Linked DNA regions of Homo sapiens: region 2 is linked to region 1. A link is an interaction called in ENCODE POLR2A ChIA-PET data of the cell type or tissue named here. Cell type or tissue: Panc1. All regions are shown on one strand.

What was found. Peaks named below come from ENCODE experiments on the same cell type or tissue, not always from the same donor. Only the 100,000 strongest peaks of a DNase experiment are listed, where the experiment ranks them.
Region 2: POLR2A ChIA-PET joins it to region 1 with 8 read pairs; 3 of 35 experiments call an interaction of 5 or more read pairs at or near these places.

Annotation. Positions count from the first base shown.
Region 1 is chr10:89,001,042-89,005,041 of GRCh38, forward strand. FAS (Fas cell surface death receptor) reads left to right here. Exons shown (of 9, transcript NM_000043.6): 2 at 1,988-2,153. Among named protein-coding and RNA genes, the nearest start is that of FAS-AS1, 10 kb to the left of the region's middle. In Panc1, no CTCF peak of the experiment used is centred here; no DNase peak of the experiment used is centred here; H3K4me3 peaks cover 34 bases.
Region 2 is chr10:89,351,347-89,355,346 of GRCh38, forward strand. It overlaps a transcript of LIPA not described here. Among named protein-coding and RNA genes, the nearest start is that of IFIT1B, 25 kb to the right of the region's middle. RefSeq lists an enhancer at 287-386. In Panc1, no CTCF peak of the experiment used is centred here; no DNase peak of the experiment used is centred here; H3K4me3 peaks cover 781 bases; H3K27ac peaks cover 1,891 bases.

The DNA of each region.
Region 1 (4,000 bases):
ACTCCGTCTAAAACAAAACAAAACAAAACAACAACAACAAAAACAAAGTAAAACCCTCTTCACTGTGATGACTCTAAAGCTTGCTTTTGTCTCTCTAAATCACAACAAACCGTTTGCAGTGTGATGCTGTGCTCAAAATTGAGAATTCTCACTGACTGTTCCAGGCATCTGTCTACTCATTCTTGCCATGCTGAGGGCTGTCATTTCTCACCACTGAATGCCTTTTTTTTTTTTTTTGTGCTTCTTTTTAAAAGTCTTTTCCTGTTTGCTTTGAACTTCAATAAAAACAGGGGGTAAGAAGGTAATATGCTTTTATTTTGTCTGTGGGGTTTTTTTCTTCCTTCTTTTGGTTCCTTTTCAGATCCTAGCTCATCAAGGCCATTTGCCACACTGACACTGGAATAAGCCTGAATGGGGGTCTATATTTCTTCCAGTAGTTAGTTTAATTCGGTCATTGAGCTGTTGCTCTATTTGTAACCGTCATGCTAGATCCGAGGGCTGACTATTCCTGAGAAAGTGTGGAGATCCTTTCAGACTGCCATGGTGCTAGGGCAGAGTTTCAGTCATTATCTTCTGTGTCTGCTAATTCTTGCATCATTTCTTCTACTCTGTAACCTGGTTGGCTATGAAAAGTGATTCTTCCTCACTGATGCTGCAGGCAATGGGTGAATATCCAATTGTTCTCTCAGGTTCTTGTCATCGGATACAAAGAACAAATTTCATGTGTCCCTGTTTCTGAGAGGTTCAAAGGGAGCAAATGCACAGATTCTAGCTTAGGATGACTTCCAGCTTCTAACTATTTGTCTGTGCATTCCATTTCCTCACCCCTGCGAGAGGTTGCAGTCATGGTAACGGCTGTTCTGAGAAATTCAGTGCCCAAACTGGAGGGAGGGGAACACAAACTCAGCTTCTTCCCAAGCTTCAGGGCAGGGCTGGCAAGTTTTGCCTTCCCCGCCAGCAAGAGCCCTGGCTTTAGGGGTCTTGCTACAGTTTTCCCAGACTGGAGGTCTTGGGGCTGGATTCTGGTTCTTAGCGAATTCTTGCCAAACACCTCCCCTTTCCCCAGTATCCATTTGTTTTGAAGGTTCTTTGCAGGCTTCTTGCCAATAATTGTCTTAAAACAAATGGAGTTGTTTGCATACCTAGATGGAGTAAAATATTTAGGAAACTATTCTACAAATATGAAACAGCCCAGATTTGGGCCAGAAGTCCTGGTCCTGAGTCTCTTGTTAGCCACTCTTAACTGTGAATTATTGGACAAATCATTTCTCGCACTCTGTGTAATCTGTCACCTGGGTACTTGATGATTTAAACCAGGAATTGTGGCCCTTCTCATAATACTGTCTCCTAAATATTGGGTGAATTTAGTATATCAAGGAGGGCAGGGCACTATACCCGTAGGGGACTCTCTCTCTCCCTCTGTCTCTTTGCCTTTCTCAGATATGCATCTTTGGTGGCAGACCTGGGGTTCAAACCACAGTTGTTTTGAAATTTCTCTTTCCTTCTCCACTATGCTCCCCCTCACTGAAACTTTAATAATAAAAGTAGCACACTTATTGGGCATGTATTTGTTATGTGCCAGGTTCTGTGCTAACAGCTTTAAGTGCATTATTCCACGTATTTTCACAACAAGCCTGTGAGGAAGAGGTTATTTCCACTTATAGATAAAGAAACTGAGACTTGGAGAATGTAAGTGATTTTACCCACAAACACAGGGCAGTAAGTGGGAGGCCCTGTTCACCTTAGAACACCTGGCTTCTATCATTCATGGTGCTGTTTCTAGTGTGGTTTGAAGAACCTGAGATCCAAACTGCTATACAAGTGACCTGCTGCTTTCTTGGAGAGAGAAATCTGAAAGACAGTGGAGCCCTCACATTGTCTTTGCCTGTGCACAGCAGATACTGCCAATTTTGGGTGGGTTACACTTGTTTACCACGTTGCTTACTTCAGAAATCAATAAAATTCTCTTCATGCTTTTATTTTACAGGTTCTTACGTCTGTTGCTAGATTATCGTCCAAAAGTGTTAATGCCCAAGTGACTGACATCAACTCCAAGGGATTGGAATTGAGGAAGACTGTTACTACAGTTGAGACTCAGAACTTGGAAGGCCTGCATCATGATGGCCAATTCTGCCATAAGCCCTGTCCTCCAGGTATGTTACACAAAACATCCAGAGATTACAGTGAAAGTCACAGTTAGGAGTAGCACATAGTAATCATGACTATAATAATTTTACAGTTTTTGGTTCCCCTATATTATATAACATAACTGAGAGAAAAACAACTATGAAATTATTTTCCAAAGATGAGTTTTATTTATATTTATCACGCTTATTTGATGTGGTTATGGATAAATTTAATTTACAAGTGACATGCACCTCTGAAATGAGAAGACTGGTCTATTTGGCTCCATTTTTTTCTAAGCAAAAATGACTCATTTGTGAATATGAAAGCTTATCATGTCAAAACTGATTAGGATCTACCATAACAATAGTGGAACTCTGAAAGCAAGAGACTTCTCCTCTTAAGGGATATGTCTCAGCACTTCCCTTCAATCAGAAGGTCTCTAAGAAAGCTGTCCTGGCACTGAAGCCTGCAAAATATATTTGCATTTTGCAGCTGAATAACTAGACGAATAAGAAAAGCAACAGGCAGAAACCAACAGCTTTTTTTTTTAAATCAATACTTTGAAGGGCAAACTAATTTCAGATCACAAATCCTTCAAACACTGGTAAATTAGAAGCTAAGCAAAATGCAATTGTGCAAACATTTCTTCAACTTTGAGTAGAGTTGAAAAAAGGAAAATAGCACATGGGTTCATGTGATAGATTAATAGAACAAAAAAGGACTGTAGTATGTTTCATGGTTGTCCTCCCAGGCTTCCAGCACTCAAGCTGTAAAACAGGATGGGTCCTGTTTGTGAAAAGATTCTACCAGTCTCCCTGTGCTTCATGTCCAGATTTTAATAACCGTTATGGAAAAATCTCCCCTATAACCCAACCCATTTATACTTAAACCCATTTACACTTAAATCTTCTCCAACACGAATAAAGAATGGCGTCCTGGCTTTATTATAACCTGCTAAACACAATCAATTTGCTCTATGAATTGAAATCTTTGTTCATAATTTTAAAACCTAAAATGTAAATTAAAATGAACAAAATATGCTTTGCACATCAAACTGTCAAGGATTTTTGTCTATTGCTTTTTCGGTTTTGCTTTGTTTTATTTTAATTTAAGAAGTGAATGTAAATTGTTACAAACTTTTAAGAAATACATTTGGATATATGAGTCAAAAATTTGAAAAAAAATTTTTTTTAACTTTTTTTTCTTATTATTATACTTTAAGTTTTAGGGTACACATGCACAATCTGCAGGTTAGTTACATATGTATACATGTGCCATGCTGGTGCACTGCACCCACTAACTCGTCATCTAGCATTAGGTATATCTCCCAATGCTATCCCTCCCCCCTCCCCCCAACCCACTGTTTATACTTGCTAAGATAGCAATTAATTTATACGAAAATACCCTGAGAAAATAATCAAAAATAAAGGAAAATATTGTACACATGATATTTCATTATCAATATGATGTAGGATTCCTTAGGTAAATTCTGGAATATTTAAAGACTGAAATAGTATGTATCAAAGTCATGTTTTCTGATATATTTCTAATATAATCCTCAATTATATAAACCTTCTTAAGTAATTTCCAACTGATCTGGCTGGATTAACTGATTCTCCCTGATCCGTCTATAAAATATCCTGGATGGCATCCAACCATGTTAAATACTCTTCCCACTTCAATTCCCTCTTGTTGAATTTTAGGCTTATCAATATCTAAGTTGCTTCCAAATCTGTTTATGCTCATTAGTGTTGTGATATTCATATGTAATTTGATTGAATATTGCATAAATTAATGAAATACAAATACAGAGAAAAGACAGATTTTATTTCTAAGAAAACTAGGTTGAGTGCTTTGGAGAATTCAATAAAGA
Region 2 (4,000 bases), 350 kb after region 1:
TTTTCCTCTCCTACAATCATAAATATGTAATCAGCAACTGGATTTCAGATGGCCTAATCAGAGAAAAATCCAAATAGTCCAGAAAAGCCCAAAAAGTATCCATGACGATTTTATAAATTAGGGCTCCACAGAGCAGTGATTTGCAAGGATCCCAGAATCTGAGTTCTGTCCACAGAGCCTATGTCTGCTTTCAGTTCAGCACAACACAAACTAAGGCTGAAACCACCTAACAACAGGCAGCCACAGGTTTCAGTTTAGAGTCAGAACAGGCAATTAGAATATGTGAATTCTGGATTTCAAAGGAGACAGCTTCTTTTCTTCCTGCAGCAACAAAACCAAGATACTTTAGAGTCAGAGAGCCATGGTCCAAGTCCAAGGGACAAGAAATGCTTTCCCAGGCCCTTTTTATTTTGTCAGGCTTAGAGTCTTAATTGACCCACTCAAAAAATACGCGCATCACCCTGGAACATCATCAGCCTTAAAGATTCAGACATCTGACATCACAAGGGCTCTCTAGCAACTAAAAATTGATTTTTCAAACTCAGTGTGTCTCCATCTGGAGACAACGTCTGAGAAATAAAAATAAAATCCTAAGCCCCACAAGCAACTGAACATAATATACCCCCTCTTGGCCACGGGGACCCCAGGGAAACCTTAAAAACTGAGTGCCCGGCCACGATGGAATGTAAAGTCAGACACACCCCTTCCTTATTAATCTTTAACCAGAATTCTTTCCTAAGGAGTAAGCAGAAACCAGCTCTGGAAAACAAGAAATAGAGGACACATTCCTTTATTGCCTTTAGCCAATCATCTGAAGCCACTGCTCGACTCCCCCTCCCTCTTTGCAGTTTCAATGTGACAGCTCGCCAGTTTCACAAGGCAACCCTTTCTAAAAATTGACCTCTATCTCCAGTCCAGTTTTGGCCCAATCACAGAGGAAGGGCAGTGCGGGTTTTCATGTCCTCTACCTCACCTTTTGACACAAGAAGGCCAAAAACTCCACCCATGGATCACGCTAACACCACCATTTTTTGTACATATGATTCATGGAAAGGCACGAGGCTCAATTGCACATGTGCATATTTTCCCTTTCATGAATATTCATGACTCCTCCTATAGCTTATCGAATATGTGTATTTGGACACCTCATTCAGCAACAATTTTTGTCTTAGTCTTCCCTCCCACAAAGTGCCTGTGGCTTCTGGTTGGAGGCTATGCTTTCCAGCCTGTCAGAATGGCTAGCTTTGTAACTGCCCAAGGGTTTTTTCCTGCCCACTGCACAAAGACCATGCCATTGTGGTACAGAAAATTTTAATAGACACATGGAAGGAAAATAAATCTTGGGACCCCCAAGTCACTAAGCCAAAGGGAAAAGTCAAGCTGGGAACTGCATCAGGCAAACCTGCTCCCATTTTATTCCTAAATGAGATAACTACAAAGATAAAAAAAAAAAAAAAAAAAAAGCTACATACTTCCTTCACAATTTGTCCATAAGGAAATTCCTTGTGGGCCTCAATATCTTTACCCTAAAAACAGTTCTGTTGAATTTTACCCTAGCAACATAAACTGATAGCTTGTCTTCACCAGTACAGGACAGAAAGTCATAACTCTACTCGCCTGAGACAAATGCCTATCTGGTTGCTTCCTCTGCCCTATCGTTCATGTAAAACTGCCGATTCACTGAGACAGACTAAGGCATAAATTGTTAGAGTAGGTAGTTAGACATGAACAGGGCAGGAGAGGGCCTCCTCTCCTACCAGGCAACCATCAGGTGATGGTCAGGCAGTTGTTAAACCGTCCCTAAAATGATAATTGGTTGAAGCCAATGCCAGGGAAGGGCCATCTCCCAATAGAAATACCTGAAATTGGTAATCAGCACCTTCCAAGTAAGATCTCAGGAGTTGGACAAGTGGGCTCAAGCATGTGCACTAAGAGGCAAAATGGCAGAGTTTAACTGGTATATGAACTTCTTCTAGAACACTTGACTGGTAGGGAAACAATGCCTCAAGTGAGCATGTGCACAATTTCAGTAAACACACTGAGCATGCAGCCCCAGCCCCTCCCAAGTGCTGGCAGATCCCTGCACATGTAGACAGCCCAACCCAAGGGAAGAAACAGGGGAGAAATAACGAAAGACCCCAGAAGCATGCCAACTTGCAAACCCCAAGTCAAAGGTTAAATGAAATAACAAAAGACCCCAGAATTTCCTTGTGGGCAAATTGTGAAGGAAGTAACGAAAGACCCCAGAAGCATGCCAACTTGCAAACCCCAAGTCAAAGGTTAAACCATGCACTTGAATCTCTTAAGTTACCCACTTGGCCCTCTTTCAAGGTCAAGAATATAAAGCACACTGGGAGGCCGAGCCTGGCAGATCACGAGGTCAGAAGATCGAGACCATCCTGGCTAACATGGTGAAAACCCGTCTCTACTAAAAATACAAAAAAATTAGCTGGGTGTGGCAGCGTGCACCTGTAGTCCCAGCTGCTGGGGAGGCTGAGGCAGGAGAATGTTGTGAACCAGGGAGGCAGAGCTTGCAGTGAGCCGAGATCACGCCACTGCACTCTAGCCTGGGTGACAGAATGAGACTCCGTCTCAAAAAAAAAAAAGAATATAAAGTGCATTCAAGTACTTCACTTCCCCTTATTCCTGCTCTAAAACTTTTTAATAAACTTTCTCTCCTGCTCTGAAACTTGCCTCAATCTCTCTCTTTGCCTTTTCCCCTCAGTCGATTTCTTTCTTCTAAGGAGGCAAGAATTAAGGTTGCTGCAGAACTGTATGGATTTGCTGCTGCTAACCAAATGACTATTCCTCTACCCCACCACCATATATAAATTGTGTATTCAGTGAAAGGCTGATCAAAGATCCAAAAGAATGCAACCTTTTGTCTCTTATCCGCCTATCACCTGGAAGCTCCCACTTTGAGTTGTGCCACCTTTCTGAACCAAATCAACGTACATCTTACATGTACTGATTGATGTCTCCTGTCTTCCTAAAATGTATAAAACCAAGCTGTGCCCTACCTTGGGCACATGTCCTCAGGATCTCCTAAGGGCAATGTCATGGGCCATTGGTCACTCATATTTGGCTCAGAATAAATCTCTTCAAATATTTTAGAGTTTGACTCTTTTCATTGACAGACACAAGACTAGTCATGCCATGTAGGAGATGGAGTTCGTATTCAAGTCGTTCTCCTTCAAAGCTCATAAGTTAGAAGTTTTGTTCTTGTTTTTGTTTTTTCTGAGACAGAGGCTGACTGTGTCGCCCAAGTTGGAGTGCAGTGGTGCAATCTCGGCTCAATGCAACCTCTGCCTCTCAGGTTCAAGCAATTCTACTGCTTCAGCCTCCCGAGTAGCTGGAATTACAGGCACCCACCACCACGCCCTGCTAATTTTTGTATTTTTAGTAGACATGGGGTTTCACCGTCTTGGCCAGGCTGGTCTTGAACTCCTGACCTTGTGATCCACCTGCCTCGGCCTCCCAAAGTGCTGGGATTACAGGTGTGCACCACCATGCCCGGTGTATGTTAGAAGGTTTTCAAAGTGTGGAGGTGGCTAGGCTTGCTGCTGACTGGTTGGGCAAAGACAAAATCATAGACAGTTGAAGCTGTCCTCCTGCATGCTGAATTGCTTCTGGATGGGGCCACAGGAGGAGGATTGGTGGATTCAGGTGGGTCCAGGTGGAGCCATGGGTATCAGACATGCAAAAAACCTGAAAAGATGTGTCAAAAGGCCAATTTTAGGGTCCTACAATAGTGTTGTTATTTGCAGGAGTAATTGGGGAAGTTGTGAATTGTTTAACCTCAGGAATAACGGCTATCAAACTTTTATGTCTGCCCCCTAGTAGGATTCAGTCTCCGCTCCTCCCCACAGCCTAAGGGACTCTCATTAGCTTTACAAAAGTGGTTGAGTTTGGGGGACAGCCTATTACCATTTAAACTATAATCTAATGTCTTCCAAAGTTAGCTCAACCCAATAGCCCAGAAATAATTATGGGAAAGGCA